Linked DNA regions of Mus musculus: region 1 is linked to region 2. Evidence: chromatin loops called from intact Hi-C (ENCODE). Cell type or tissue: heart. All regions are shown on one strand. Links, peaks and the distances in the headings refer to the core of each region. The heading gives the core; the rest is flanking DNA.

Region 1 (15,658 bases), core at 4,756-12,755, 310 kb after region 2:
GCAGGACCAGATGGCTAGGGAAAGATGTCCTCTAAGGGGTCAGAATTGGGACTTGGAAATCACAAGAGCTTTTGAGCTCAGGCCAGTCCAGGCCTTAGGGTGGTACTGGGAGGAAAGCTTGCAGGAAGCAGGGTACTGCCCTTATTTGGACCCTAGCCACATGGAGATGAGTAAGAACCTAGGAGCTGTATAGTTCAGAAGCTCAGGTGACTATGGAGCTATCAAGAGAAAGAAGGAAGCTTACAGAATGGTGTGGTCTTTCTGTGTGGGGTGGAGACAGTGAGCCCCACAAAGACCCTCTGAGTGAGTATCAGATGGGGAGGAGAGGGGACCACCCATGGCCTCAATCCAGGGAAGAGGAGTAGAGACCAGGCCCAGACTCAGGTCCTGGTTCTATATGTACTGTCATAGCTCTGAGGACAACACAGGCCATCTCAAATGTATGCTGGCATCTTGCTTTCTCTGAGCTGTGAGATCTGCTTTGAAGTATCTTGGGCCTGCTGATGAGACCATATCTCATGGGCCTTGTTAAGCAATAGACCTTGATGGTGTTTGGGGTAGGATAGGGAGAAAAACTGACTTCCTTACAGTAGGGCCTAGACAAGGGCTAAATTCAGGAGGGTGGGGACAGCATCTCAGGGATGTTGGCAGAGGATCACTTCCTGGATAGTCTGTTTGACTGCCTCATCCCTTTCTGCCTGGGAAGCTGGGGTGGACTGTACCAGTCCAGGAGGAGGAACCACAGGGGAAACAGGGCAGACAGAGTTAAGTCTAAACATGGGGACAGCAGTATCACAGCCTTTTCTTTCAGGATGCCCAAATTTGACAAGCAGTACAGTCTGTTTCTTTGACAAGCCAGGTACCCAGGTTGGAAGTGGGTCGTGTGGGTGTGAATACTCTCCTATTGCTGTAAGCAGGAGATGGGCACATGTGTGCAGTGTGATGGTAAGCTGGCCGTCAAAGAAACACTGTGCTTTCAGAATCCCAAGGGCACAGGGTTAGGGCAGGGGATCGGTGCTGGGGCCCTGCTGGCTCTGGGGTTGGGTGGCTGAGTAGATGTGGCCAGTGGCTGCAGCACTGCCCAGCTGCCTTGACAAGCACCGCCGGACAGTTTTCCTAGAGTAGTGATGTGATTGTGAGAATTGCTGCCGTGATGGGTTACAAACCGTATAAACGCGCCGCCGGCACCGTTTGTGTTTGTGCTGCAAATGTCACAAGATTGACAGCTCTCGCTGTGAGTGAGGAGGAGCTGCAGGATTCTGAGCTGGAGCTTCAGAATCAGCTCCTGCTACCTCAGGCAGAAAAGCAACAAGAGAGGGGCTTTGCTCTGGCACGTGTGGTAGCCCTGATACTGCCCACCACCACTTGTCATTCTAACTGTGAGTTTTAGATCATTTTCCCAAGGTATTTTGACTCCATTTTGTAGGTGGGGAAACTGGAGTATGGAGAAGTTTAAAAACAAACAAACAAAAAAGGACTTTAGGCTGCTTGGTCATCATGGCAGAGCATTTGAAACAGAGCTCATCTCCTGTCCTGTGTTAGTAAGCAGGTTGTAGAGGGTTACATCCACACCCTGGAAATAAAGTCAATACAGTCCTTACCCCATCCCTCAGCGGTCCTTCCTTGTGTCTGTAGCCCTGCTAGGTTCAGTGGATAGGCTGCTCCTCCCTTCCCCCAACAAACACTGTTCTTGTCTGGTGGGCGGCTGGTGGTAGTTTTCATATGTTCTAATCCATTACAAGCCAGTCAGTATAATTACATCTCTTATCACACAGTGTACGTGTACTGGATAAGCAGCTAACATGTTCCCTTCTTCAGAGAACTCCTGCAAGTTGTTAAGAAACAGGTTTGAAAAATGCAAGAGAAAAGCAGGCAAAGAATAGGATGAGAGAGACATGAACAATAAATTCATGGAGTCAGTCATCATGAAAAATTATTCTCCTCGAAATCAGAGAAACACACATCCAGGGAGATAAAGCTACTGTATGCCCTGTCCACAGAGCAGAACTAGAAAGTTCTGTGGGGTGTGTATGTATGTGTGTCTGTCTGTCTGCATGCACCTGTAGCAAGGGTTCACCCTACCTTTCTGGTGGATGACTGGGCGAGTTCCATCTGTGTAACTGGGAATGACCTTGAACTGGTCCTTCTACCTCTCAAATGCTAGGCTTTTAAGAATATGCTGTTATCATGGAGGGTTGATAGGATCCTAAGGGTGGGTTGAACCCAGATCTTTGTGCTTTGTGCACCTGGACAAATGCTCTGCATCACCGCAAACCCTCCACTTTTTGAGACAGGCAGGGTCTTTAATCATATAGCCATGGCTGGCTTGGAAGTTGTTACCCTGTCTCAAAACTTAGTAACGAAATGAAGAGATGATAAATGGATGGGGTTTAGAAACCCATTGAAGCTGGCAGTTCAGTGGTCGAGCCCTTGCCCAGGATGCATGAGGCCCGAGGTCAGAGGTCCTGATGCTGTGGCTTTGCTGTATGGTGACCCCAACCATAAAAATTATTTTCACTGTTACTTCGTAACTGTAATTTTGTTACTTTTATGACTCATAAAAGTGTTTTCTGATGGTCTCATAGGGCACCCATTTGACTCCCAAATGTTTGAGAACCACTGCTGTTCAGTACCCATTGTCAGACGCGGGGGGGGGGGGGGGGGCGGGGGGGGGGAAGAAACAGAAACACATCAGCTAAGGGAAGCAAAGTTTTAATCATGGAACTTCTGTCCTTTTTAAGACAGTCATGGCAGCCCTGCCTCAGCCTAGGACCCTCAGAGTTGGGATCACAAGTATGGGTCCACATCTGGCTGCTGTGTGTTCAATTCTGAAGGAAGAGACCTTTTTAAAAAAGAAAGAAATAGGTGAGGGATGCTGCTGCAAAATCACTTTCTGGATTGTGGATCAGACGGACTTGGGATAAAGAGGAACCAGCAGGTTGGTCCTGGTCCTCTCCAACGAGACATGCATGTCTGTGGGAGTGTGTGTGTGTGCGTGTGCGTGTGCGTGTGCGTGTGTGTGTGTGTGTGTGTGTACTTGGAAGCCTAAGGTTTGGAGTTCTGGGCCTCTTCTGGGCTCTAGTACCTACAGGCTGTGCAACCTTAGACAGTTCACTGCCTCTCAGAGTAGCATAGTTGTCACCTCCAAAAGTCTAGGCTGTAGCCTCTAAGTTGAAATCCTGCCAGGTTGCAGGGGCCTGGGAATCTCCCAGAAACCACCCCAGCTCAGAGGTTTTTTTCTATAGGGCTCTTTTGTACTTTCCTTGGGCAACGAATCATAACAAATTACCATGAGCCAGATAGCAATTTATCATATTTCAGAAATGAAGAAGTCTGACGAGATCGAGGTGCCGCCAGGGCCACACTGCTTCTGAAGGTACTAGGAACACATTTGCCACAGGCTTCTCCTTGGCTAATAGATGGCCATCTTCTTGTGTCTTTGTTTTTAAAGACAGGGTCTTATGTGGCCCAGGCTGGCCTCAACTCATGATACAGCTGAGAATGGTCTTGACCCTCTGAGTACTGGGATGACAGGTGTGCCTTAAGTGGCTAGTTTATGCTGTGCTTGGGATCAACTCCACATGCTAAACAAACTAGGGCTGAGCTGCACCTTCAGCTCCACTGTGAAGATTTAGATTAGCAGTCCTCTGCATGGTTAGGCCAAATGTCAGATCAGGAGCCCACCCACTGCAGTCTTAAGTACAAACACAACACTGCTGTCTCCACATGTTATGTCTGAGGCCTACATCTAGGGCCTCAAATCTCCAGGGCCCCCAGCTTGGAGGGTAGAGAGGACCAGCCTAGGTTTGGCTGTCCTGGCACATGTGAACTGCAGCCCTTGGCCTGAGTGTCTACCTAGCCTATTGGGCGTGTGGCACTGGTTTTAATCCCTCTTGTTTATACCACCCTTTCTTACTTAGTGGGGCTGCACCAGTTACAGATCACCTGCAGCCCACCAGGGTCAAAGACCCTGTCATTGCTCTGTTTACAGCTTGAGCTGGGAAAGGGGGTTTTCTCTATTTTATACACCATATCTGAGGCTCAACAAGATTCCGATGTGGTCACACAGCTAGTGGGTGCCTATAATTAGCTGCTTTTTGTGTTTCTGTGACCAAAAAGCAACTTCAGGAAGGAAAGGTTTCTCTTGGTTTGCCTTTGACTGTGCTGACCATTGTAGTGGGGAAAGCAGGCAGCGGGAATGTGGGGCAGCTGGTTACATTGCATCTGAAGTCAGGAAGCAGGAGTGGTGACTTCTGGCGCGCCACTCTTAATTTAGTCCAGGATCCAGTCTGTGGAATGCCACCACCCACATTTAGGGCATGTCTTTCCACCTGAGTTATCTCCACCTAGAGTCTTCCTCACAAATGTGCTCAGAAGCAAGTTGATCCATCGCACACGCAGTGCTGGAGGTGAGGTTGAGCCCAGGTTGTGATTGTCTGCTTTGGGTTTGTGTGGATTATGGCGTTGTGTCTTACACTATCAGCCGACTGTCCAACCAGGAGCTGTCTCCTTAAGGAAGAGCCCTGGTACACAATTCACGTGTTGCCAGAACTCTAGTGAGGTTACTCCAGTGGGAAGTAGGATGCGTGAGGAAGGCATCTCACAGTGGAGTAAGGTGATATTGACAGAGGTCACTGAAGGGAGGGACAGTTCCATTGAGTTCCAAGTGACCAAAAGGACAAGGGATGGATAGATACTGTATAGTTAAGGGGGGGGGATAGGTGAGATCAAGCAAGGTTGGGCACAGAGACATGGTTAGATACAGTGTCATGGACTGCAGGGCTCTGTTGGCAGTGACAAGAAGATCATTTTTTTACCAGGTTACAGACACCTTCATGGACATGAATACCGATGTCAGTGTGGTAGCAGATGGGATAAGACCATTAGGAAGTTGATGTGGTAGCATACGTGGTTATTGGACAGAGGATCCCTTTTTGAAGAGAGGTAATAGATGGTCGGGATCCGAATGGAGGTGGTGGGAACCTGTGGCCAGCCCAAGGCCCTAGTGCTAGCATGCCGGGCCAGGAAGATGCTCTGCTGCCACCTTGTGGCCAAAGAGAGCTGTGGAACATACAGGCCATACCTGAAGATCTAATGCCTCATCCTTGGGAAGCCAGGTGCATGTAAACTTTGGTCTCCAGGCAAAAACTGGTCCTTTGTAGAATGGCAGCTGCCATTTGTTGTGGATTATGTGTCAGTCATTGTGATTATCAGTGCATCAGTAGCAAGCACTGGAGACCAACTGGAAGCCTGTGGGAGTTGTCCTTCTCCTCTGCTAAGGTGTATCTCATCCCTGTTCACGAGGTCCTTTCTGCCTAGAGACTTCTCTGTTCCTGTGCCTCTGCAGGGGGCTGAGGCCCAGAATGGCCAATGAATCAGTTGTTCATCCTGACCTAGAATGGATACTCAGGACTTGAGAGATTCATCACTAATCCTTCAGAAACTTCCAAAGAGCCATACACACAGCCCCCGTGAGACAGTTGCAGCCTGGCACTTGAGAATCAGCTGCCCAAAGAGGGGCTGGTTCTGTGGGTTCTGGTTTTCCTGAACAGGTCTGAGGGGGATGGTTCTGTGGGGCCCTGGTCCTGAACAGGTCCAGCACAGCTTTCAATGCCAGCCTTACTGCTCTTTGTAGGTGATGGCTGTTGGAGGAACAGAGCGTGGTTGTCAAGAGCGTTCAGGGCGGGTGTATGACTGTATTACACGACTAGCACCCGTCCCACACAGCTGTTCTCACACTGCTAAAGCCACCCATTGGGCACCTTGTCCTCAGACACTGGCTTCTTAGCTACTGTCCTGTTCTTGGATTTTCATTGGGAGTGCATGGGGCTGTGATGGGCAGTCCTAGTCTTTTGTGGAAGAATAGATACCTCCCATGTGTGGGATAGACAGGATAGGTAGATGAAGGCAGGGAACTGTTTTAGGGTTTCTGTTGCTGTAATAAACATCATGACATTAACAACCTGGAAAGGAGACGTCTTACTTTGCTTACACTTCCACATCACAATCAATCATTGAAGGACGTCAGGGCAGAAACTGAAGCAGGGCATTTGGTACTTACTGGTCTGCTCCGTGTGGCTTTCTCAGCCCACTTTTTTTTTTTTTTTTAAATTCTCTCATACATTCTTACCTTAGTTTCTACATGCTCCACACCTTCCAGTCCCTCCCCTCTTTTCCCCTCTCATCCAGATCCACTCAAAAACCAGAGTAGACCTCCCAGGGCTATCAACCGAACAACAGCATAACAAGTTACAACAAGACCAGGCACAAACCCTCACATCAAGGCTGGATGAGGCAACCCAGTAGGAGCAAAGGGGGCTCAAGAGTAGGCAAGTGCAGCCAGAGACAGCCGCCCCCGCTCCCACCTCCCACACTGGGAGTCCCACAACCATAGCATGCCGAGGACCTAGCTCAGGCATGTGCAGGCTCTGTGAGCCCCTGTGAGCCCTGCTCAGTTGATTCTGTGGGCGTGTTCTTGTGACAGTCTGGACCCCAGTGTCAGCCCACTCTTACAGTTCTCAGGACTGTCTGCCCAGGGGTGAATCAAGACAACCTCCCCCCCACCCCCGGGCCCCCTGACCTGGCAGTTTTGTGTTTATTTATGTGTTTATTTATTTTTAAAAAGATTTATTTATTTATTATATGTAAGTACACTGTAGCTGTCCTCAGGTACTCCAGAAGAGGACATCAGATTTCGTTATGGATGGTTGTGAGCCACCATGTGGTTGCTGGGATTTGAACTCTGTACCTTCGGAAGAGTAGTTGGCGTTCTTATCCACTGAGCCATCTCACCAGCCCCTGTGTTTATTTTTTAAGTTTACTTTTATGTGCATTGTGCTTTGCCTGTGTGTGTGTGAGGGTGTCAGGTCTTGGAGTTACAGACCATTGTAAGCTACTGCATGGATAGTGGGAGTAGAACCCTAGTTCTCTGGAGGAACATTTAGTGCGTTTAACTGCTGAGCCACCTCTCTAGCTCCAGCTTGGCAGTGTTAAGGTGTAGCTCAAGAAAGCTGGCTAACTTACGTTAGAAATTGTAAGTCAGGAGTGATGGGCTTTTGTCTGTCCCTGGGCCTTCCTGAGGTCCTGGGAAAGGCTCCTCTGTGGAACTGCCTATTACCCCTGTTACAAGGAACAGGGAGGCAGCTACCCTCTCCACTCTTAATTACTAGTCCCACGAGAGAGAGCAGAGAGAGAGAGCAGAAGGCCAGAGAGATCCAGCCCAGGGCTTGAAAGTTTCCGGCTCTCTTTTCTCAGAGCACCTTGATTGGAGAGGCCCTGCCTTCCCAGGCATTCCCCCAGCCCCAGCCCCAGCCCCAGCCCCACCCCCACCCCCAGCCCCCGCCCCCTCAGGAATTTGCTGCTTTTTCTGTCTGCCTGTTCTCACTGAGACCAGGAGGTTCTCAAGCTGAAAGGGCCATGGGGATGGGCTGGGCTGGGCTGGGTGGAGGCGACCTGGGAGGATGATCAGTCTCTCCAGGGACACTCAAGCACTACCCTAAACTGCTCTCTCCCAGTCTGCTCCTGGTGCCAGTACATGTCTTATGTGGGTGATGAAGCTGCTGTCTGGCCAGGAGTGATGAAGGCAGTGCAGGATCAGTCACAGACAGAGCTTTACCACAGCCTGGGCTGAATCTGAGTTATCAGGGCAGTGTGTGCAGCCCACACTCTGATGCCACTTAAGACGCTGGCTTTATAAGATTAGGGGTGGTGGAGTTTGCAGTGTCAGCTCTGGCAGGTAAGTGCCCAGCTCCTCTCAATGCTACACTGAGTGGCCCTAGCTAGGCGGCAGGGGCTTGGTGTTCCTCCCGGCACTCAGGTTTACCTTTTGCTCTTTTTTTTTTTTTTTTTTTTCTGCCCTTTGGCCCAGTCCAAGCAAAGTCGTGTCTTCTGAGTTTTATAATCTCCAAAGAAACAGGCTTCCTCAGTCATCAACATCACCTGCTGTAGCATCAAGCACCTCTCAGCCTTAAGAACATCAGAGTGGAACTCTGAAATAGGGTCACTTCGCTAAATTCTCCAGTTTACAGACAGAAGTCTGAAGCTCAGAGAAAGCATAAGATTTGCTTGTCTCCTGGCTCAGAATTGGGTCTTCTAACGAATCTGGACGGCCCTGGAATCCTGGGTCTTGGTCTTCCCTCTTTGGAGAAAGAGAAAATGGTTCACTTTTCTGCAAAAAACGGTCTCTTGTGGGGTGTGCTTGAGGACTGTTATTTATTTGGCCTGCTCTTAATGACAACTCCTCACCTACCTGCCCAGTCTTAGGAGGAGCCCTGGCTGGAATTTCCTGTTTTCTGAGGGCTCCTAGGGGCTGCCCTGCACCGCCGTTCCTGGGTGTTCCAGGCCAGACTTGCCGCCTCTCCTGGTTAGGCTGGCTCCAGGCCCTTCCAGGTCTGGGCTTGCAGGCTCAAGTGGAGGAGTCGAGGGACTCCATCGGCCCGCACCAGGTGCCCAGAGGCCGAGGTCCGTGCGCCCCGGCCGCGGCCCCGGCCTGGGCCCAGCCCCGCGTCCCTCGCCATGGGCCTGGCCTTCGCCTGTGGGCCCTGAGCATGGAGCGGGGCTGGTCGCCGGGGGAAAGCTGCAGCGGGGAGCGGCCCGCCGTCTGCCGCCGCGCCCTCAGCGTCTGCGACTCGCTGGACCTGCACAGCACCTCGGCCGACCGGACCGCCGCCGCCCTGCAGGCCGCCTTGTGCGCCGCACGCGAACAGCCTTCGCGGCCACGGAGCGTGTGCTCCGGGACTCCGGGGTCGGCGCCCTCCGGCGCGCGCGGCCTGCTGCTTGGCCTCTTGCGCCCGCGCCACGGCCGTCGGGGCCCTGCGCCCTCAGAACGGCCCGGCTCGCCACCGCCCAGCCCTGAGCTCAGCCCCGCGCCTATCCGGCGCAGCCGCGGACCTGGAGAGAGGGCATCCAGGCCGCGGCCCACCAGCATGACGTTCCTGGAGGTGAACCGTCTAGAGCTGGCGGCGACGGAGGCACCGGGCGCAGGGCTTGGCCGCACGGGGAGTTCGGGCTTCCTGCGGGGAGCGTCCCTATGGAGTAGCCAGCGCTGGCAGGTGTTCCGTGGTGGTGGCAGCCGCGGCACGGAGAGTCCCCGGCGCGGGCTGTCGGCGCTCAGGAAGAGTTTTAGCTTCCGTCTGCGCCGCGGCCAGGAGATCCGGCGCTCCGAGTCCGGGCTGCTTGCCCGGCCACCCCGCGCGCGCACCCGCAGCGACGGCGACGCCAGCTCCCTGGGTACCTTCCCCAGTCGCCGAGATTTGCTGGGCGCCGATACCCCGTGCGCGCCACCAGAGCCGGGCCGCCCCCGCGCCGCCGCCAGCCTCTGGAAGCTGCTCACCAGCCGCTTCCGCCGGAGGGAGCCCGCGCCCTCAGCGCCGCTGTGGAGCCGCCGGGCAGCCGCAGCCCCAGGACTCCTGGGCGCGCCAAGCGGTAAGGGGGAACGCTGTGCACCGTCGTCGTAGTGGCCTCTGGTTGAAGTCTGGCAGAAAACACTTTGTGTCGGAAACCTACCTGATAGAGACCGGTGGGTGAGCATTGCCTAGAATAGCTAGGTCTGGCCCAAGTCCCCTTACTGGTTAGATGGTATGCTTAGGGTCGTTGGAAGTGTCCAGAGGAGATGGCAGTGGCAGAGGATTCCAGGCAATGGCACTGCCCATAGCATCCTGGCGTGGCATCCTAAGAGATTTTAAGGACCTTCGTTCCAGTGCCAACCTCTTTCTATACGGTGGCTCTTTCTATACATCTTTCTATACAGTATGGCTGCTCAGGAAAGGAGCAAGCTAAACTAGAGAGTTTCTTAGCTGGGGGCTGACCACTCTCCCTAGCTGCCTCTACAGCTGAGGTCAGGGACTGATTGTGGCCTTGAATGAGATAATGCTGTGAGACATCTGTGGGCCGGGCTAGTGAGTGGGAGCTGGGCAGGACAGCAAGTACTGCCCAGACAAAGTCCTGCCCAGGCCAGGCTGTCTAGAATGTGCTGGGGAATAAGAGATGAGTGCTGGCTGTCAAGCCAGGGGCACTGAGCAGCAAGCAAGAGGCTTCCTGCCCGAGGACCTTGTCTGAGTCTAGAGGGCCAATGGTGCTGAGTGTGAGCTCATGAAAGGGAGCCTGGAGGCTGGTCTCCTGCAGAGGGGCTGGGGAGAAGGCCTGGCAGGGCCTGGTAGATGTGCTTCATTGGACCTGCCTCTACAGAACAGGGCCAGGTGAGGCTCCTCCCTCTTCACCCTGGCTCAGGAATGTGGTAGGTGGCCCCACCCTGCCAAGGGTGAGCTGTTCCTACTCGCAGGAAGGAGACTGGTCCCCTTGCCAGGGCCCTGCCCATTTTGGGTCTGGTCTGAGACCTGCTGGAGAGGCCTCTCATCTAGGTGAGAGGCATCAGGCACCAAGCCAGATGAGCTCATGTGGACCATAAAGAGGAAGACGAGGAGGGGCAACAAACCTGTACAGTACAGGCAGGATGAGCATCAGCACAGACCTGCCCCGAGGACTGTCTTTGCTCTGTTCCCTAGGGAGCTAGGGGTGAGGGTCAAGGTCCCACGGAGGACAGTGGTCTCTGGTCTTGACAGAGAGTATTGTAGGTGGTAGGTGTGTGCACACCCCTGACGGCATGGCTCTGTCTTCACAGACTCATTTGTGAACAGCCAGGAGTGGACCCTGAGCCGCTCTGTGCCAGAGCTTAAAGTGGTGAGTGGGTCCTGTGTCTGGGTGGGCCCTGGCTGGTTCCACCCTTTCCTCGGTGGCCTTGCTCTCTCTCCCTGGCTTTTTCTGGGCCCCTCTATACCATTTTAGCTCGTACGTTCCTTCCTTCCTCTTAAGCTTATCCAGTCTTACCTTTTCCTCATGCCTTCTGACCACTATTTTACCCATTCCTCTCCTGCAGGGCATAGTGGGCAACCTGTCTAGTGGGAAATCAGCCTTGGTTCACCGATATCTGACAGGGACTTATGTCCAGGAAGAGTCCCCTGAAGGTGAGCACCACAAGCTAGGCTGGCCATTGGTTGCCTCTTCCTCCACCATTATCTCTGTGCGGGGCTCTGGCTCCTCTCCTGGCCCATTCTCTTCCCTTCTTCCCTGGGCACCCAGGCTTCTGCTCACACACATCCCCATGTTCCCTTTCTCTGCATTTGGTCCTGACCTCTACTCTGTCCTAGGGGGTCGATTTAAAAAGGAGATTGTAGTGGATGGCCAGAGTTACCTGCTGCTGATCCGGGATGAAGGAGGCCCCCCTGAACTCCAGGTGATGCTCCTGCTGACTTGCCTGCCTAGTGTCCGAGTCCATCAGGGACGATGGGTGCTGACTCTGTTTATCTCCTCAGTTTGCTGCCTGGGTGGATGCGGTGGTGTTTGTGTTCAGCCTGGAGGATGAAATCAGCTTCCAGACGGTGTACAACTACTTCCTACGCCTCTGCAGCTTTCGAAATGCCAGCGAGGTGCCCATGGTGCTGGTGGGCACACAGGGTGAGGCAGGGCATGCTGTATGGCAGGGTACGGTGGTGGACTAGTAAAGTCTCCAGAAGCAGGCCACAAGACTCCAGCTCCCACTTCCTGCCCAGCAGTGAAAGGCTCTTAACTATCATGGGCCCTAAACACAGGGTCTTCAGTCTGCTTTTCTCAGGATGACTCCCGAACTCTATACGGTTATTGTGTCCACAGTTTTCATCATCATCATTATTATTGTTGTTATTATTGAAACATGGTCTCGCTCTGTAACCCAGGCTGACCTTGTCTTAGCCTCCTAAATCTGGGATTTTTAGGCATGTGCCCCAAAACTGGGTTGTGTCCACATTTGTTTTCAGGGTTTGTTCAAGGACTCATCAAGTCATTGGTTTGTTTTCATTCAAAGAGACAATAACAGAATGAAATACGACCCAGGCACCCGAGGTCTCCATGCTGCACATCCCACTTGGGCCTCTGCTGGCCCACCAGTGTATACATAACCCTCTATTGCTTCTCAGCCAGCTGAGTGATCCTCCCATCTCCCAACAGATGCCATCAGTGCCGCCAATCCCCGGGTCATTGATGACAGCAGGGCCCGCAAACTGTCCACAGACCTGAAGCGCTGTACCTACTATGAAACATGCGCAACCTATGGGCTCAATGTGGAACGAGTCTTCCAGGACGGTAAGTCAGGACTCCAGAGCTGGGTGTAGGGTGGCCTGTGGCAAGCAATTAGTGTTAAGTATATTTGGGGAGCTGCCAACCTGGATTTTGAACCCCTCTCTCCAGCAAGTAGAATTGATTTTGCTGTTCCCTGCAGTGGCCCAGAAGGTGGTAGCCTTGAGGAAGAAGCAGCAGCTGGCGATCGGGCCCTGCAAGTCCCTGCCCAACTCACCCAGCCACTCGGCCGTGTCAGCTGCCTCCATCCCAGCTGTGCACATCAATCAGGTGCGTAACTTCCCTGTGTCCCAGGCTCCACTCACCTCTCTGAACTCCCAGCCTGCCGTGGCTCCGGTTCTGTCGCTTGCATGGGTGGCTTCGGTCTGGCCTTTGCCATGTGGTGGATGTGGTGGTGCTCCTTGTCCTGGTCTCTGTACCCTTCACTCCACTGTCTTCCCTCGTCACGAGCACGTGCTCTTGTGAACTCCTGAAGTACTGTGTAGGGAAGCCTCACTTAGCAGGCATGGAGAGAAGAGAAAGTTCTTTCCGGTGTGCTCACCACTGCCTTTGGTAAGCAGGTCTGATCCCTTCTTCTCTAATGGGCAAACACTTCCAGCTGGTTGCAGGTACGGGGCCTTCTTCCTGGAGAGGAGGAGATAGTTGACAGCCCCAAGGCCAGCAAGCACCTAAGCTGGCTCTGCACTGTGGCAGTCCTTTTGTATTAGAAGGGCAGCATATCCTCATGAGGGTGTTGGGCCTTCAGCTCTACTCGGGATGTGTAGATTCTGAGCCTGCTCCTGCATTGAGTTTGGACCCACCATACCATTTGGACATTTGTCTAGATCTGGGCCTATCACAGGGTTTGTTTTTTGGCCCTGATATGTAGACCAACGTTTGGTTACATAGTTACACACCCTTCCCTTTCTACTTCACTGCCCCTTGCTGCAAGCACAGAGTCATCCACGGTGGGCGGTCAGTCACTGCGCTTCCCAAGGACAGTGTGACTTCAGTGTCAGGACCCTCATGAGGACTTATGAGAAGGCACAAGGACTCTTACACCAGCCCTTAATGAAATGAGGGAGGAGGAGGGGGTAGGCAGGGGGCATTGCAGTCCCTGGGCCAGTTTGTGTGGGAGATGGGGCCTGGCGCTCTAGTGAGGCCTGATTTTCACACACTATCTGGTCTTGGGAAGACACTTGTGTATATTTTGTCTCCATCCTATAAGTGGTTTTTGGTTTTCTCTTTCTCCTCCTTTTCCATTGCCCATTTGCAGCTTATTATACCCAGAAGCCTTTGCTCTGTTCTACACTGTACCTCAGGCTGTTCCTGATGCTTTCTATGTCATGCACTTTGTCAAAGCAAACCTCAGATTGGCCAGCATCCAGAGCCCAGCCCCAACTCATGGAACCCATCCCCCAACCTCCTGCCCCTGATTTTGGGAATTCAGGAAGGGTGACCTGCTTCCTTGTCCTAGGCCACATGCAGATCATGACGGCATTACTTGTTCGCTCTCAGACTGTGTCCCTGCTGTATGATGTCAGCGTGTGCTTAGCTCTCAGGTTGGCACAGACACATCCCCATCCAATCCCTTCTAGAGCCCTGGAACAGAGGTGCAAAGTTCCTCATGGTGACCATTGGATTATCTTGGCCTCCAGGACATGCCAGCTCCCCATGATAGCACCTTTATGGCCCTTCTGCTGCCTCTCGTGCTGTGCACGCCCCCCCGCACCCCCCTACCCACCCCGCCCAGGGTCACTTTCAGCAGCCCTCTCTATTCTTAGGCCACCAACGGAGGCAGCAGCGCCTTCAGCGACTACTCGTCCTCAGTCCCCTCCACCCCTAGCATCAGCCAGCGGGAGCTGCGCATCGAGACCATCGCTGCCTCCTCCACCCCCACGCCCATCCGCAAGCAGTCCAAGCGGCGTTCTAACATCTTCACGGTACGTGCCCCATCCTCCCCCCTGCCCAGCTGCCATCATTGCACAGGCAGGGCTGCGCCGAGCTCCCGAGCAGGAGGGCAGGCAGCACCAGGTCAAGAGGATGCAATCTCTCTCACACTTAGACACACAGGGCTCCTAGAGGTTCCTCCTTGGACCCACAGCATCTTCCAGGCCGTACCTCTGAGCCCAGGAGGGGCTTCCCTCAGGCCTCCCCCTGTGCACATGCTCGCCCCTGTAGCCTCCCTCCCTCCCAAGCCCCAGAGTTTCTGTATCAGCTTGAAGGGATCTTTGGACTCGGTGGCCTAACTTCCCTGACCCCCTTTGATTCAACAGCTAATGAACCGGAGGCCGGAAGGCTGTTTGCCCAAGGCGACACAGAGGGTTAGCTGGCCGAGCTAGAGTCCCAGCCAGGCCTCCCAGTCCGCCTTCCGGCTCTTTTTCCGTTACCCCACTGCCGAGGGGAACATTCATGCTTCCCACCTACCGCTGTGATTGGTTTAACAAAGGCTTAGCCATCTTTTCCTGGGCTTCACCACGCTGCCTCGTGCCTCCCGCTCAGGTTTGTCCTGTCTCCTTGTGAGCTCCTTGTCCTTCCCCACCAACCTCATGCCCCTACCCGGGGTCCATTGAACCTCCCTGCTCAGGGCCAACCCCCTCAGCTATCCGGCCCCTGAGCTTGCCGCTCCCCATTGCAGTTTTGCACACCATGCCCCTCCCTGCTCCTGATGTGGCCCTTCTGTGGGGCTCTGGCTGGACTGTTCCAGGAGCTGTGGGCAGAAAAAAGGTGGGTGAGCAGCCCGTCCCTCTGCATCACTCCACACCTCTTTCTGAGAGCCAGTGCTTGGCTCTTGGCCTGGGCCTGTATCCCTCTGGCCAGGCTAGACTTTCTGGACCCTGCCCAGACAGAGCCAGTGCCCCTGGGCCTCTATCCTCCATCCTCACATCTGCCCTGCTCGACATACCTCTGCCCTGCATCCCTTTGTCTGCTGGCCCTTGATGTGCGCGCTCACTGGCCTCTTTCTGCTGATGGCTGCTGCTGCTGGGGTGCACTATGCTTACACAGGTCCAGTCCTCCTAGACCCACAGCTTCTCCTCTCCGTTCTGTTCCATCCATTGAGGTTTGCAGAGCCTTGGTGGCTGCCTGCTCATGTGCACACCTGCTGCTGTTACTGTTGCTGTAAAGCCCTTGGTGCCTCTGTCACAGTGACCACATTGGTACCCTCCACAGCCTTCCTCTTCCCCAACATTCCCATCCTGCCTCACTCACCGTTGCCTTGATTCCATTCTTAGCATCCTTCCATCTTCCTCCACTGGCTGGTTCAGCGTCAGGGCATCCCTGCCTCCCCGCTTGGCCCCTTTGCCGCAGCACCTTTGAGCTCCCTCCATGTGTTGCCTGCCTGCTTCAGCTGTGCTGCCTTGCCCCGCCACACCCCTTGCTGCTTGGAGCACGGCCTTCCCTCCAGGCCCTTCCATTTTCTCCATCTTCACAGCAGCGACCTTATTTTTTCTTTTCATCGTTTCCATGGTGACCTCACTTGCGCCATTGTCCCTGAGACAGCCTCAAGGCATGGTCAGCTCTATGGGTGTATCTTGGGAATTCACCCCATCATTGCTGTTGGGGTCGCCCT
Region 2 (15,658 bases), core at 5,211-13,210:
AAGCTACAATATTGTTATTTTACTTGGGTAAGCACACACATAAATGTGTGTGTGTTTCTTGTAAAACAGGGCCATACTGACATCTATAGTAGTAGCTATTAAAAAACAAACCAAAACATGTATTTATTCCTTCTATGGGGTATATTATGTATTCTTGTCACTTGAGCGTCAGAGGTAGGAGGAGCATCCCAAGTCAAGGCCAGTGTCATCTACATGACAAGTTCTAGGTCTCTGGTTACACAGAGAGGCCCCTGTCTCAGAAGGCAGAAGAGGATGTGATTGACGCTTTACATTCTTCCTCTGCACTCCTGTTGCCATTTCAAGAATTATTGGAAACTATGGAAAATGGATTTCTTCAAAAGACATAAATTGTTTCCTCCTGTTTTTATTTCCCATTAAAGTCTCCAATTTACCTTATCTATAAAACTATTATCTAAAACCCCTTGAGGTTTATTTACATGTATGTACATACATGTATGACCATGTATGAAGCATGGCAGGAAGCCTTTCACTCCTTGTAAATGAGCGCACCAAAACCTTCTTTTCTTCCAGATGGACTGAGCTGTGTTCAATGATTGAGCCCAGGAAGAATCATGGGCTGGTGTTTGTGAAGGACAAGATATTTGCTGTCGGTGGTCAGAATGGTTTAGGTATATGCTGTTAACTTACTTGCAGTTTCTCTGGGTTTGCTGATAAGTTCTTAAATTACTGGAACATTTTTTAAAATTGAATCAACACAGCATTATGTCTAAGTGCTAACAAAACTTTATGAAATGTCAAGTGACTGTGACTACCTCAGACAAGTCTGTGCTTTCTCATGTGCCCATAGGGAGTACTGTCACATGTGCCTGAGAAATAGTGAGCAGTTGACATGTTTGACTACTAAGCCATCTTAGCTTTCAGCACTTTAGATACTGCTTGGACGCAGCCTTGCTTTTCAAGATTGACCTTCTCACGTTCCCACGTAATGCTAGTAATGATCTTAACTAATTAGTTAAATAGTGCGATAGAGGAACTGACTCGAGAATAGCCCTTCATTTTGTCAGGTTTTAAGTGTTAAGTAAAACAATAGCTTCTTTTCTGTTATTCTCATTCACTGGTATTTTTCATAAATTGCTAAAAGATAGAAAAACATTTGAAATAATTTATAATCAAAGCAAATCACTGATACTTTTTAATTTTCTTTTCCAGGATGGAACATTTGTAGGAAATGTGTAGGGTTTATTTTGTTGTTGTTGTTGTTGTTTGTTTTTTTTACTTTGTAGAAAAAATATTTCTGAAAATTTCTCAAGAATAAATATTTAGGTAGTGGGCGTGTGGGTAATGATCATAAAGCTCTTATATCCTTTCTATGTGGTTAACAATTTTATTTTGAAACTAAAATATAAAACTTTTAGAAACTATGAAGAGATCCAGCAATCACTAATAAAATAAAGTTCTCATATGTTGTTCTTTTGAAGGTGGTCTGGACAATGTGGAATATTACGATATCAAGTTAAATGAATGGAAGATGGTGTCACCGATGCCATGGAGGGGTGTCACGGTGAAGTGTGCAGCAGTTGGCTCTGTCATCTATGTCCTGGCAGGTTTTCAGGGTGTAGGCAGATTGGGGCATATCCTTGAGTATAATACTGAAACAGATAAGTGGATCGCCAACTCAAAAGTCCGGGCTTTCCCAGTCACAAGTTGTCTAATTTGTGTTGTTGATACTTGTGGAGCAAATGAAGAGACCCTTGAAACATGAATGGTGAATGGACTTCCACTCATCTGAAACTTAGAGATATGGCCACCAGTGGTTTATTCCAAGAGTTCGGTTATGAAGTTCTGATCTGGTATTTTGATAAAGTAAGATTCCAATAAGATAACAGTTTATATTATCTGGATCTCCTTACTTAATTCAAAGATCATATTTTATTTGGCCATCCAAGAACCTATCAGCCAGAAAACGTGAAAAGTTACAAGCACTTCTTGAAAACGTGAATTGCAAATATATAACTGATTGTGGCAGAGTGGGGCATGCTCATCAGAGAAAGAGCCCCAGCTTAGCTCTAGATTCTATTTTCCTAATTGTGTAAGTGCTGTGTAGTTAGGGCTTTTTGTTTCTGTTTGGTCAAGAACTAAGTAATCGTATGAATTATAGTCGGAGATGGTAAACTCTGATAGAGTAACTGTAATAGTGTTATGTATTTTGCTTGTCTTCATTATTTCATTTAGTGCCAAATTATTCCATTTTAAAGTAAGCAAAAATGGCTTAAACATACACACTTTCTCACAAAACTTCTCAGATTTTTGGGACTTAACTGTACCCAGTTACTCATGAAATAATATATTCAGTCCAATTAAATGAAATATTATACATTTTTGTATAAAATATTAAGCTTAGCACCCATCATTAATTCATATGGTTTTACTCAGCAGTGTAAAAAGCACTCTATGTCCTCATTCTCTATGCGAGAGCCAATCAGTAGGAACGATTGACCAACAGAAGAAAAGCTGTTGGAAGAAATTTCTAGATTACTAGAAAAGCACTGATAATTGTAGCCCAGTAGCATATGGATTTTAAAAAATACAGTTTTCTTTTCTCCTAGCAGAACATGTTAGAGGTAACTGAGTTTTCTCTAAAAGTTTTGTAATAATTGGCATTAAGTATATCATTATTCATTGCTTTTATGTGGACAACAAATTACCAAACGGCCTATTAATTTTTCTCAGTAATGTTTTGCCCTTTGACTATGTATGAAATGTGCCATGTTAAACTGTCAATCAATGTTTTTATCTGATATTAAATATTTTTAACTTAAATAGATTTGCTTTGTTTATTCATTCTACGTGTGTTCATTAATATTTCTTAAATTTGTGAAAGTTTCCATTTAAAATTTTTCTCTGAATGGAAGTTAGAACAGACTCTAAAATGTTTAAATTAAAAGTGAAGTTGAAAAGTGACAGGATTTATCTGTCAAGTTCTTATGTATAGACAGCTTTATTGAGATGTAATTCATAAGCATACAGTTCACCCATTTAAACTGTACTAATGTAGTGGCTTTTAGTATGTCTATATGCGGGGCTGGTGAGATGGCTCAGTAGTTATGAGCACTGACTGCTCTTCCAAAGGTCCTGAGTTCAATTCCCAGCAACCACATGGTGGCTCATAACCATCCGTAACAAGACCTGACGCCCTCTTCTGGAGTGTCTGAAGACAACTACAGTGTACTTACATATAATAAATAAATCTTTTTTAAAAAGTATGTTTATATGCACTGTGTACAGTCATCATTGTATTTTTCAAGTGTTTTCATAACTCCTCCGAAAGAAGCCCTGTACTTACTGTAGTCACTCCTATTCCCATGTGCTAGCTTGCTACACTGCTACAAACTACTGCTTGCTTAATGGATTAAACCAACCAATATATTTTCACTGTTTAGGAGGCCAGATGTCTCAAATCTGGCTTTTGGAGGATTGGGCAAAACCGCCACACACCCCATTCCCACCCCTGCTGCTGGTTGCCAGTAGTCCTTGACATTTACTTCTTAGTTTATACCTAGAGCTGCACTGCAGTCTTACACCTTCATCTTCTCATGGTCATTTCTTTCTCTTGTGTAACTATTTTCACTTAGTTCTTTTGTAAATAGCATTTATTTGAACCATTCTTTTTTTTAACTTACATATGAATGAATATATACCATCTGTATGCCTGGTGCCCACAGAAGTCAGAAAATGGGGTCAGATCTCCCGAATCTGGTTGTGAACCACCACGTGGGTTCTAGAAACTGAACCCAGGTACTTAGAAGAACAGCTAGTGCCCTTAACCTTGGAGCCATCCCCCGCTGGCCTGGAGTTAAGATACCCACCCTCTGCTTTCTAAATGCTGTGACTAAAAGTATGCACCACCACATCAGAAGGATTCTAGTACTTTGTCTTAAACCACTTACATCTGCAAAGATCCTGTTTTCAAGTAGAAATGCATTCTGGAGTTCTGGATAGATAGGAATTTTGTGAGGAACACTATTTAACCCAGTACACTCTTACAAACTCCAGCCTTAGACAACCTCCACCTCTAGACTGTAAAATGATCTTTTATTCACTTGATGTAATTGTCATCTCAGGCTCACTGCCTCTGTCTGCTAACCTAGGTGAGGTCCTGGAAGCTTCCAGCCTCCATACAATCTTATCTAGGCCTAGAATGTTTTCATCTTTTGAGACTTACTGCTGAACAAGCTCACCCTTTCTAGCTCTTTCTATACTCTGGCTGGTTCAACTTAGCTGTTCTGGCTCAAACTGATTCAATCTGGCTTCTCAGTCTCTGACTGTTGTAAATATTTTTATGTAAGATGTTGAAATTTGCACTATTTTAAAATGTGGCTATTTGAGCTGGGCAGTGGTGGCACACGCCTTTAATCCCAGCACTTGGGAGGCAGAGGCAGGCGGATTTCTGAGTTCGAGGCCAGCCTGGTCTACAGAGTGAGTTCCAGGACAGCTTAGGGCTACACAGAGAAACCCTGTCTCGAAAAAACGAAAAAAAAAAATGTGGCTATTTGAAGCTGGAGAGGTGGCACTGTATCTTGCAGAAGGACCTGGGTGTGGTCCTTTGCATCCACTCGGAGGCTCACGATCATCTACAACTCTAGTTTAGGGGGATTCAGTGCCCTCTTTCTAGCTACCTCAAGTACCAGGCACACAATGAAGCACATGCATACATGCAGGAAAACATGAGAAAAATTGTTAACATAGCTAAATTTTCTGATGACAAAATACTCATTTATTACACTGTAATCACACTGATAGAGCAGTTACCCCTGTAGAATAGGCAGCACTGTTAAAATATTTTGACTATATTAGCTGTTCTTTTTAGGCTGCTGATTAACTAGAACACATAACATTTTATAAAGCTTTCTATAAAGTTCCTTTACTCCTAATAACCTGTATCATGTTCCTAATAAGAACACGTCTTCCCCCAAACCAGAACTATCATTCACAATTCTAAAGGATAATGGGTAAAAGTAAACTATTCAAAGTATATTACTTCATATACAAATTGCTTTGTATTCAAATTTCTTTGTATATAAAGTACATTTCATTACTTTTTCAAAAAGTTCCTTTCCTATAATGTACTCTGCTTTCATTTCAGTAGATACTGGGTTTGTCAGTGTTCTGTCCTTTGAAGTGCTTTATTTTGATGATACATGGGTTTTACTTTTGAGAATCACAATTTGAGTATGAATGTTTAGTAGACAAAACTTGTTCCATATTATAACAGTAACTGTGGCTCTGTGGTCTAGTTTTTAAAACTTGTCATTATAGTGTCATGAAAATGTTTGAGTCATGAGGCATTTTAATACACCAATATCAAAATGTGCCATTTAATAAAGTTATTCAACTAAATCTATATTCTTTTTTGACTGTTTGCATTAGGTAAAATCCAATTTACTCCATCCAATATGGCACCAAACCAGTTCTCATTAAACTTCAGTAAACTGGTATTATGAAAGAGCATTTTGTGGGTTGCAGCATTAAATCCTGATTGATCCTTTTGAACCCCTTAATTTTTCCTCCAAAGATTTTTAAGGTTTCACTCTGATATTACCAGTTTTACTCCTTTTAAACATAACTCAATTTGTTGTGGGCGGGTGTGAAGATTCAAAATAGTGGCAGTTCTCACTTTGGTAAGCTGAGGCAGGAGGATGACTGAGACCATGCTAGATTACACCTACATATAGAGCTATCTAGATTGTGTTTCCTATTACTATGACAAACCCTGGTAAAAGCAACCTCAGAAGCATGTGTTGATTCTGGCTCACAGATTAAGGTACAGTCTAGCACAGCTTGGACGGGATTTCAACAGGAGCATGAGACAGCTGGGCACATTGTATTTGCAGTCTAGCAACAGCAATGGATGTTCAACTTGAATTTGCCTTTTTATTCAGTGTGTGCCCACTCCTTTGAGAATGCAGTCCTCATTAAGGGTACATCTTTCCAGTTCAACCTTTGTGAAAGCATCTTCACAGACATGCTCAAAGGTGTGTATCTATGGGGATCTAAGTCTGACCCTCCAAGTCCAGAGATTTGTGTCTATGGTGATTCTAAAAGTAATCAAGTTGACAGTATTTACCATCACAAGTGTTAGGATTACTAGTTAGAGTTTTGCTTTTGATCTCTCCATCCTCTAGCATAACCAAAATATAAAATGAGACTCAAGGTATACTTTGAGTCTGAGGAGTCTCTAAGCTGCCTTCAACTCTTAGTTTATCCCCATTCTCCAATTTTAATTTCCAAGAGCAATTTCATTTCATTGTTATATAATGTACTTGTTTTATACTGATACAGGGTCCTGCATGAGAACTGTAAAGATAATAAATGAAACGTAGTGGGTGTACGGTTTTGATCTTAGCACTAAGGTAGGTGGATTTCTGTGGGTTCGAGGCCAGCTAGTAAGACCGTATCTCAACAAAACAAACAAAACAAACAAAAAACAGTAAATTGGATACTTTCAGAAAACCTTTATCTGAAACTGCTCCTGAGGAAAATCGGGCTGCTTCTGTGTCGGTTTTACTCTTTGTCATTTTTCCTGATGAAATTTCAAAAGGCAACATTTACGTGAAATTTTAAGACATTACCGACTAAGAAACTAATAGATGCTTTTCGCCTGCATTGAGTCCTGTTTCCTGGTTACAGCTGGCTTTCTGTAAATAATCTCTCTTGATAAACAGATTTTTTTTCGTTGTTAAGCCCATTTTTACCTCCCCCCCCCCCAAGTAAATGTAAAGAACGAATGAGTCTCGCAGACTGTATACAGCCAACTAGAGGGTTGCTGGTTGTCTGCTATATCTGGTATTCTCTAGATTCGGGTCCGGGTTCAGGTCCGGGTCCGGGTCCGGGTCAGGGATCCAACGACCGCGTCCCATTTCAGCATACCCGAGCGCTGACAGCTCTGCTCTTCTTAAATCCCATTGGCTAAAGCCCACGCGGCTCACGGCACACTGGTCACAGAGCCTCTGGGCGCGGGGCGATGACGTCACACTAGCCGGGCCTCGGTTGCTGGAGCCTGGGCCCTCGCCGGCGACCGCGAGCAGGGTCGAGCTGGGACGGCGCTACCATGACCATATGCCAGTTTTTCCTTCAAGGCCGGTGCCGCTTCGGAGACCGCTGCTGGAACGAGCATCCCGGCGCCCGGGGTGCGGGCGGGGCTCGGCAGCCGCCACCGCAGCAGCAGCCACCCTCAGGTGACGGTCTGGGAGCCTTGAGCCAGGGCCACTTGCTGCGGACGCACACCTCCACCCCGGGCCCCTGCCCTGGCATGCGACGTCTCACCCCCAGTAGTTTGACAAGTCGTTTCTGATCGTCACACGTGGACAGGCGTTTGGACTTGGGTGCTCCTGTCAAACACTGCGTTTTTAAATTAGAGATATCTTCATCAAAACCTCCTTTTTGGTGAATGGCAGTGGTAGGGAGAATTCACGTGGGTTCATTCAGACCCCTTTCTCTACTCTTTCCCCTTCCTTGTCCGTGATCACAAGCTCTTAAAATCTGGGCTTTAGTTAGTAGCTTCCGACACTGGGTCAAGAACCTTACAAGTTTTGTGGAAAGGGTATTCAGGGGTTAGACATTAAACCAGCACAAAACAAGGTTTTAGAAGTCAGATAAATACGTTTTGTTCTCTTAATTTTGGAACCTAGTTTTTTGTTTGTTTTGGTTTTTAGGTTTTCAGAGATCGGCTTTCTCTGTGTAACAGCCCTAGCTGTCCTGAAAAACTCTTTGTAGACCAGGCTGGCCTTGAACTCACAGAGATCCACCTGCCTCTGCCTCCTGAGTGCTGAAATTAAAGTCATGTGCTACCACTGCCCAGTGGAACCTAGTTCGTGACGTTGTCAGTGGGTGCTTCTCTTTCCCCTTCTCTTTAAGGCTCCTCCAGCCCCTGTGTTCATGCTGGTTTCATATTTCCAGTCTTTTCGTGGAGGAGACAGATTGTATCATCTACAATGCTTCTAGTGAAAGACTCCAAATTAGGAGTCAGGTTCCGATAGATACTGGTATACTCCCAGGGACTGCTGAGAGGAATGTTTGCCATTTGGTCTCTGGAAACCTACTTTAAATGTAGTAATTTGCAAGTAAATGTTCAGTAGATAGATAATTAGGGGAAAAATACAAATAAAACTTTAGAATGAAAAGAAAGAAAAAGAATGCTTTGTAATTTTAAGGCCCACATTTGGGCCTTAAATACCTCTCTCTTTCCCTCTGCTCTGCTCCATCTTACGTAGCTTCCTGTTCCTCCTCCTGTGAGAGCTGGGCATATCCTATTCTGTCAAATTTTTCTCTGATTTGTCACTTTGTCTGGCACTCAATTAGATACCACTTTCAAACATAGCTGCTTCCTTCTACAGACTAACTTTACTTTCGATGTCTGAGATTAAAGCTGTGTACTAAAGGCATGTCTATTTCAGCCAGAGGAGTACTCTATCAGTCTGTTTTTAGTATATATTAAGTGATATATTTTCTAAATCCTAAGATAAATTACCTTTATCCTAGCATAAACTAGGAAGTGATAAGATTAAAAACAGTATCAAAACCTGAAACAAGTCCTATTGGCTTATTATTATTATTTTATGAGTTGTTAGAAATCTACGCTATACTTTACCTATTAGTAAGCTCTGCGATCTCTATATGAAGGATAGGTTGTGGGCATTGTGTCCACAAAGTAAAGACAGAGGCAAACACTTTTTAAATACCTATTTAAGGACAGAAAGTAAAATTTAACCCTTTTTATTATCCAGTTTATTCATTGTTCTCTTTCATTCATTGTCTCTATGGCCCAGTGCAGAAGCATACACACACATCCAATGATAGGTCAAATGAGGGCCTTGACCGAGCTGGGCTCACCGCAAAGCTTTTAGAGATGTTTAGAGTATTTTTTATTTATTCCCTCATGGTCAATTTAATAGGCTTAACACTGAACTCACCGATATGTCTTTATATTTCTATGATCACATTGATCTCACTTTGTTGTTGCTTTTTGTCAGCTTGGGTTTTGGGGTTTTTATTTGCTTTTTGAGATGAGGCCTCACTATATAGTTCTGACTGACCTGGAACTTAGAGACCTGCCTGTCTCTCCCTCCACAGTGCTGTGATTAAATTCTTACACCAACACACCTGGCCTTGATCTCATTTTTTAATATAAAGAGAACATTATGTGACTTGTTATAACATATAACAAACTATAACTCATAAAGGGATTGTCATTTAAAACTAGTAGAAAATAGCACTGTGTATAATGTCAAGACATAATAACATAAAATGTAATAGAGATCTTCAAGATTGGAAAAATTTACCAATTTTCTGATTGTTTGTTTTCTTGATTATTTTAGGGAATAACCGTCGAGGGTGGAATGCCAGCAGCCAGAGGTACTCCAACGTCATCCAGCCTTCCAGCTTCCCCAAGTCCACACCATGGGGTGGCAGCAGAGATCAGGACAAACCACCATTCGGCTCTTTTGATTCTGGGGCTTCTACCAGCAGAGGCTTTGGGTCATCTCAAAACCCTTTTGCTTCACCTCTCTCTGATGAGCAGAAAGATGAAAAGAAACTTCTGTGAGTTAAAAGTGTTGTAGAAAATCAATTGCTTAGCTTTTCCAGAAGCAATTACAGTGTTTTCAGTAAGCAAAACAAGAAAAAGAAGTCACCCGTGGCCCTGTGGCTCAGCCAGTCTGTTCACACTGTGAGCTTCTCAGACCTCATCACTTAGTGTGCGTTCTTAGGTTTGTCTGCTCTGGTCCACTTCCTGCTGTACTAGCATATTTCAAAGGTCAGTCTTGCTTAAACTAAAGTCGGTGTGCTCTGTGCTCTTTACAGAGTATCGGGTAACTCAGAACAATCGCTATCCTCAAGGGTACTGATAATATCACATATTTTTCTTTGTAAAACCTTTATTTCAGTTTCCCTATTTGAAGTTCCATAAAGAGTGAATTTTTAGGTTAGTTTGGGGTGTATTTTTTTTAAGGGGACAAGCAGGCTTTGTTTTATTTGAAAGCAGGGTCTCCCTATGTAGTCCAGGCTGGTTTGTAACTCAGGTCTCACTGCCTCTCTGTCTCCAGAGTGTTGTCACTTCACCAGCCATTTGTTTCTGAAATGCTGAGGACTGTGCCTAAATCTTCAAGCATCAATTGTGTGTGTGTGTGTGTGTGTATGTGTGTGTGTGTGTGTGTGTGTGTGTGTGTGTGTGTGTAACAAGGCAAAGTTCTATTGTGATCCTAAGTGTAATAGCATCCTTTGTGATACCTATCACTTTAGTAGTTAATGGTCACATTCGATATGAAAGAAACATTAATTTAGAGTCAAATGTATAACTTTGTTCAGATTTGCTGTTAAGTGCACAGATCTGAAGGCTGGAGAGGTGGCTTAGCAGTTAAGAACATTGGCTGTCTTTCCAGGGGACCTGAGTTCAATTTCCAGTACCCACACAGCAGCTCACAACTTTTGGTAACTCCAGTTCCAAGGGATTCAACACCCTCACACAGACATACACCAAGGCACATAAAGCTAAAAATAAATTATTTAAAAGTATATGTTTTAAGTACATGGACCTGTTTCCTATATTACAAAGTAGAAAATTTAAGTAAAATATATCTGAAGTCCTATAACCCACTCTTAAATTTTAATGATTCTCTATAACTGGTAGTGGTACTTTTTATTGTTTCCAGTTAAAAATACTGTGCATTGTATTTAGTTCTTTAAAAAATATTATATTTATGATAATTCTTAAGTATATGGATTAGTTTTTCTATTAATTAAAAAGATAGCACTATTAATTATTCTTTATTATTTGTAACTACAAAATACAAGGTGTTTGTTGTTTTGGAAACAGTGTACAGCCCAGATTGACCTTAAACTCACTGTGTTACCTGCCTGGCCTCAAAATTCTCCTCAATCACCCAGGTGCTAGGACTGCAGCTGTGTTCCACCATGCTCAGGTTGTCATTCATAGTTCTGTGAACTTCTGAGGTAGAAAAGAGTCTTCAGAAAAGAAGATGGTGGTGGCACACGCCTTTAATCTGGCACTTCGGAGGCAGAGGCAGGAGGAGCTCTGAATTGAAGCCAGCCTGGCCTACAGAGTGAGTTCCAGGACAGCCAGGGCTACAGAAAGAAACCCTGTCTCAAAAAACAAAACAAAAACAAAAAAAGAAAAGAAAATTAAAAATATGTAAACTTATGTATTTACTAGAATTTAAATTTTTAGTCACTTAACTTCATAAGTAACAAATTTTAATGAGCAAGTAAAATATCCATTACTCTCATTTTTCTTTCTTTTCTTCTTTTTCCAGGGAAGGAATTGTTAAGGACGTAGAAGTTTGGGAGTCGTCGGGACAGTGGATGTTTTCTGTTTACTCGCCAGTGAGAAAGAAACCCAATATTTCAGGTAACTGGGAAACGTGCTTGACTTGTTGGCTGTTTTTTGGTGAGGATGGAACCCAGACCAGCATACATGCTAGGCAAGAGCCCTGCCACTAGGCTATGGATGCAACCCTGTACTTGTATGTGTTTTTAAAATATAAAATTTCTACTGTCTAAAACTAGGCCATGCTAAATAAATTTATTCCAAACTTAGGCACAGCTAGAATTTGATCTTTTTTAAAGTATTCAAGTATCCCAGCTAAATGATTCAGAGACTGAAAGCCATAATGTAATTCTTTTAGTTTATATTATTTATTCTCAAGAAAGAATAATAAAATCAGGATCTACACAGTTTTAATTCAGTCAACTAAGGAGAGGCCCTGCTTTATGGATTCCCTCTGTAAACCCTCAGGATGCCCTCAGTGCTACCTTGTGGCCAGGAGGGTCCCACGCTGCCCTCCATTGGAGCCCTGGCTGCTGCCTTGCCTTTCCTCCTCTTCCCCACCAAGAATCCTGCTTCTTCATAAAGCCTGTCGGAACTCTCAAGGAGCCATAGAGATGGCATCTCTTTAGAAGACTCCTTTCTTTCCATTTGGTTTTTCCCATGATCCCTATGACTGCCAAGTTCTTCCAAGCCTCTCATGGAGAGCCTAAGTCTCTCCTGTTGAGACAGCAGGCGTGGCCCAGCCCAGCCCAGAAGTCAGGGTCAGATTCCAGGAGCGCTGCTGGGCCTCACCCCTCACCTCTGGCTCACCACCACCACTCTCTTATTCAGGTAAAAACTCTTTACTGACTTTCATTTGTCCTGCACCCTGATCTGCATTTGAGGGACACATAAACCATGAGCGGTTGGGGTTCTTCCCGGAACCTTGTATCCTGGAGGAAAGAAAACAAGAAACCATGACAACAGACCGTTTAAGATAGTGGTAGTTTCTGTAAGCTTTGTAAGCCCTAGATATTTAAATTTAAATATTAGTACTTAAGTACTACCAAGTATTAAATCTTAATTTACAAATGGACCTAAAGCCTAATGTCTTACATCTCTGGTTTACATTTCAAAATATGAAATATAGAGAGTTCTCCATAGGGTGATCATGTAAAATATAGGACATGCAGTTAAATTTAAATTTCAGATAAGAAAGTAGTATTTTCAGGCTGGAGAGATGGCTCAGCGGTTAAGAGCACCAACTGCTCTTCCAGGGGTCCTGAGTTCAATTCCCAGCAACCACATGGTGGCTCACACCCATCTGTAATGAGATCTGATGCCCTTTTCTGGTGTGTCTGAAGAGAGCACTGGTGTACTCACATACATAAAATAAATCTTTTTTAAAAAGAAAATATTTTCAATATATGTATCCTATGTAATATCTGGGACATCCTTAAATTTGTTTTATATTTGAAATTTTAATTTATGTAAACATCTGGGTTTTTTGTTAGTTAAATCTGGCAGCCTATCCCTGAGATATCTGTAGGAACTGGATATATTCATAAATGTTTTCATAATAATACTAAGACACTAATGGCCATTTTGATTGAAATGTGTAGTATTGGTATAAAAGTATTGTTGAGTAAAACTGATGGATTTAGCATAAACCGAAACAGCAACAAGCTGCTCGTAGACTGTAGGAATCATGGGAAGAAGGATTTGGAATAGCATTCGAACTCGAGGAGGTAAAATTATCTCCGTTCTTAATGAAATAACAGTCTCTGATTTTACACCCTCTTAGCCTTTGACTATGCACTTTACCTACCTCAGACAAAGCAGGGGTGCATGTACTCCGTGCTTCTGCCCTGTACCCACGTGTGCTGCTCACGCGAAGGGATGTTTGCCACCACCAGATGGTATTGGAAAGAATAACAGCTCTATGGTTATTCACACTTGGCTTTGGTAGATATTTTCTGAATGAGAACAGAACAGTGAATGAGATAAACCTGTCACCTGGGCGATTGTGGCAGAGAATGACAGGGTTACTGCCAATAGTAAAACTGAAATTCCCTGGGAAAAGGTAGAGTGATGGAAACCCTTTCTGTCACATGAGGACAACAGCTTCCCAGTCTTTAAAAATCTCTTCTAGTAAGGCTAGTGGTGGTGCTGGGCATGGTGGCAGAGGCAGGCGGATTTCTGAGTTAAGGCCAGCCTGGTCAACAGAGTGAGTTCCAGGACAGCCAGGGCTACACAGAGAAACTGTGTCTCGAAAAAAAAAAAAAAAGAAAGAAAAAGAAAAAAAAAACTGTGTCTCGAAAAAAAGAAAAAGAAAGAAAAAGAAAAAGAAAAAAGAAAGAGAGAGAGAGAGAGAAAGACAGACAGACAGACTAGTCATAGCATGAATATGTGTCGACTTCAGGGTTAGTTTGTGTTTTTGTTTTTGCATTCTAGAGGGCCCTGTGTCATGTATGGAAGTTCTCTAGGGCTTGTTCAAGACCAAAGTGTCTTGTTACAGAATCACGCTGGCTGAAATCCATTCTAAGTCCAAGATGAACAGACAGATGAATTGTAATCTAACTACTCAAAAAGTTAATTGGCTTTTATATCTGCTTTATAACTGGCCTTTAAAACCCTCCCACTTGTCTGGGCATAGTGGCATGCACCTTTAATCCTAGCACTCGGGAGGCAGAGGGGGGCTGATTTCTGTAGTTAAAGGCCTTCCTGGTCTACAGAGTGAGACCCTGTCTTGAAAAAACAAACAAAATAAAAACCTTCCACTCTCTAGCCACATTTATCTGAAAAAGCCATTGAGACTTGTTTTTCCAGTGACAAGTCTTTGGGATGTAGTTTGTATACAACAGCCAATAGCAGGATAAAAGCAGAAGCACAGAGAAGCACAGACAGGAACTGGCAGACAGAGCTGGTGAGAGCCACTCAGCAACTCAGAGCATGTCCTGCTGGTGCAGGGTATGTGGGTTCAGCTTCCAGTCTTCATGGTGGCTGCCTCACAACTTCCTGTAACTAGTTCCAAGGGAGCCAGCACTGCATTCTGACCTCTACAGACATCAGTACTCCAGAACACACACACACACACACACACACACACACACACACACACTTAAAACTAGTATTTAGAAAAACCAACTAAGCTATCTGAGAAGCCAAACATTAACAAGCTCACTAATGTATGTGGATACATTTTCATTATAAAGACCTAACTTTTGTGTGATGTTGGAGCACAACTAGCACTCTAGCACTCTAGAGGTAAAGGCAGGTGGATTTCTGTTGAGTTCCAGGCCAGCCTGGCCTATAGACTTAGTTCCAGGATAGCTAGGCCTATACATAGAAACCCTGTCTCAAAAAATAAAAAACAAACAAAAAAACAAACTTCTCTGTAGCTAGAATATTTCTTTTGTACCATGTCCTAGTTTGCTTTTCTGTTGCTGTGATAAACACCATGACCCAGAAGCAACTTGGCAAAGACCGGGTTTATTCAGCTTACAGGCTAATGGCCGATCATTCAGGGAAGCCCATGCTGGAACCAAAGGCAAGAAGAGTTTGAAGCAGAACAGAGAAACACTGCTCGCTGGCCTGCTTCCCCAGGTGTGCTCAGCTATCTTTCTCACACAGCCCAGGTTCAGCTGCCTAGGGATGGTTTTAATCGCGGTGAGCTGGGCCCCCAGCCCTCATACATCAATTAGCAATTGAGAGACATCCCACAGACATGCTCACAAGGCCAGTCTAACAGGCAGTCCCCTCCCCTGAGGTTCTCCCCCAAGAAGGGAGTGCCACTGACAGCCAAGATTAGCCATTACATACTATCCTTTTAAATACTATCCTGAGAAAATAGCTATTCAAATAATTCTGTATTCTAACTTCTGTATTCTGTGATTCAGATAAGAAACTAGTTGGTCACAGCTTGAATGAATAGAGATTGGGGTGAGAGTTCCATGACAGAGAGTTGTTACATTCTTAGGAGACCCTTTTAAGAGTTAAGCCTTGAATGAAGAGAAAGCATCTGATATAAGAAGCTTGGAGGAAACACTCCCAGCAATCTGACAGCTGGTGCAGAGGCCTTGAGGTGAGAGCACTGAGCTTGAATAATAGAAGAAAGAAAGTAATGATACAGGCAGGGTAAAGCCAGAGCAGCAGCCAAGGCTCATATGATGCTGGCTCTCATTACATCGGATATGCAGCTATTGAAGAGCTTCAGCAGAAGCATGTGGTCTGACTAGAAAAAGCTGACCCAGTGATGCAGGAAGGGGGAGAATGAGCTCTGGGAGTGAGCACAAGACAAGGAGGCAGGGAGACAAGTTAGGAAGTGATGCTGATGACCGACCTAGAGCTATTGGC

The links. A loop is a pair of places that touch in the nucleus more often than their neighbours do. Peaks named below come from ENCODE experiments on the same cell type or tissue, not always from the same donor. Only the 100,000 strongest peaks of a DNase experiment are listed, where the experiment ranks them.
Region 1: it touches region 2 in a loop (6-fold over the local background); 2 of 42 quality-filtered maps call a loop at or near these places.

Annotation. Positions count from the first base shown.
Region 1 is chr5:24,465,760-24,481,417 of GRCm38, forward strand. Agap3 (ArfGAP with GTPase domain, ankyrin repeat and PH domain 3) reads left to right here. Exons shown (of 18, transcript NM_139153.2): 2 at 10,619-10,677; 3 at 10,874-10,961; 4 at 11,145-11,230; 5 at 11,310-11,451; 6 at 11,980-12,114; 7 at 12,251-12,378; 8 at 13,872-14,030. Among named protein-coding and RNA genes, the nearest start is that of Agap3, 21 kb to the left of the region's middle. In heart, for the core only: CTCF peaks have their summits at 8,664 and 9,357; DNase peaks (open chromatin) are centred at 5,042, 9,022, 9,398, 10,322 and 4 weaker places; H3K4me3 peaks cover 2,908 bases; H3K27ac peaks cover 2,062 bases; H3K27me3 peaks cover 591 bases.
Region 2 is chr5:24,157,987-24,173,644 of GRCm38, forward strand. It overlaps Nupl2 (nucleoporin like 2), which reads left to right and starts at 6,977. Exons shown (of 7, transcript NM_153092.4): 1 at 6,977-7,217; 2 at 9,357-9,579; 3 at 11,310-11,404. The coding sequence starts at 7,091. It overlaps Klhl7 (kelch-like 7), which reads left to right. Exons shown (of 11, transcript NM_026448.3): 10 at 553-650; 11 at 1,461-3,245. The coding sequence ends at 1,744. In heart, for the core only: a CTCF peak has its summit at 9,443; a DNase peak (open chromatin) is centred at 6,995; H3K4me3 peaks cover 1,700 bases; H3K27ac peaks cover 1,274 bases.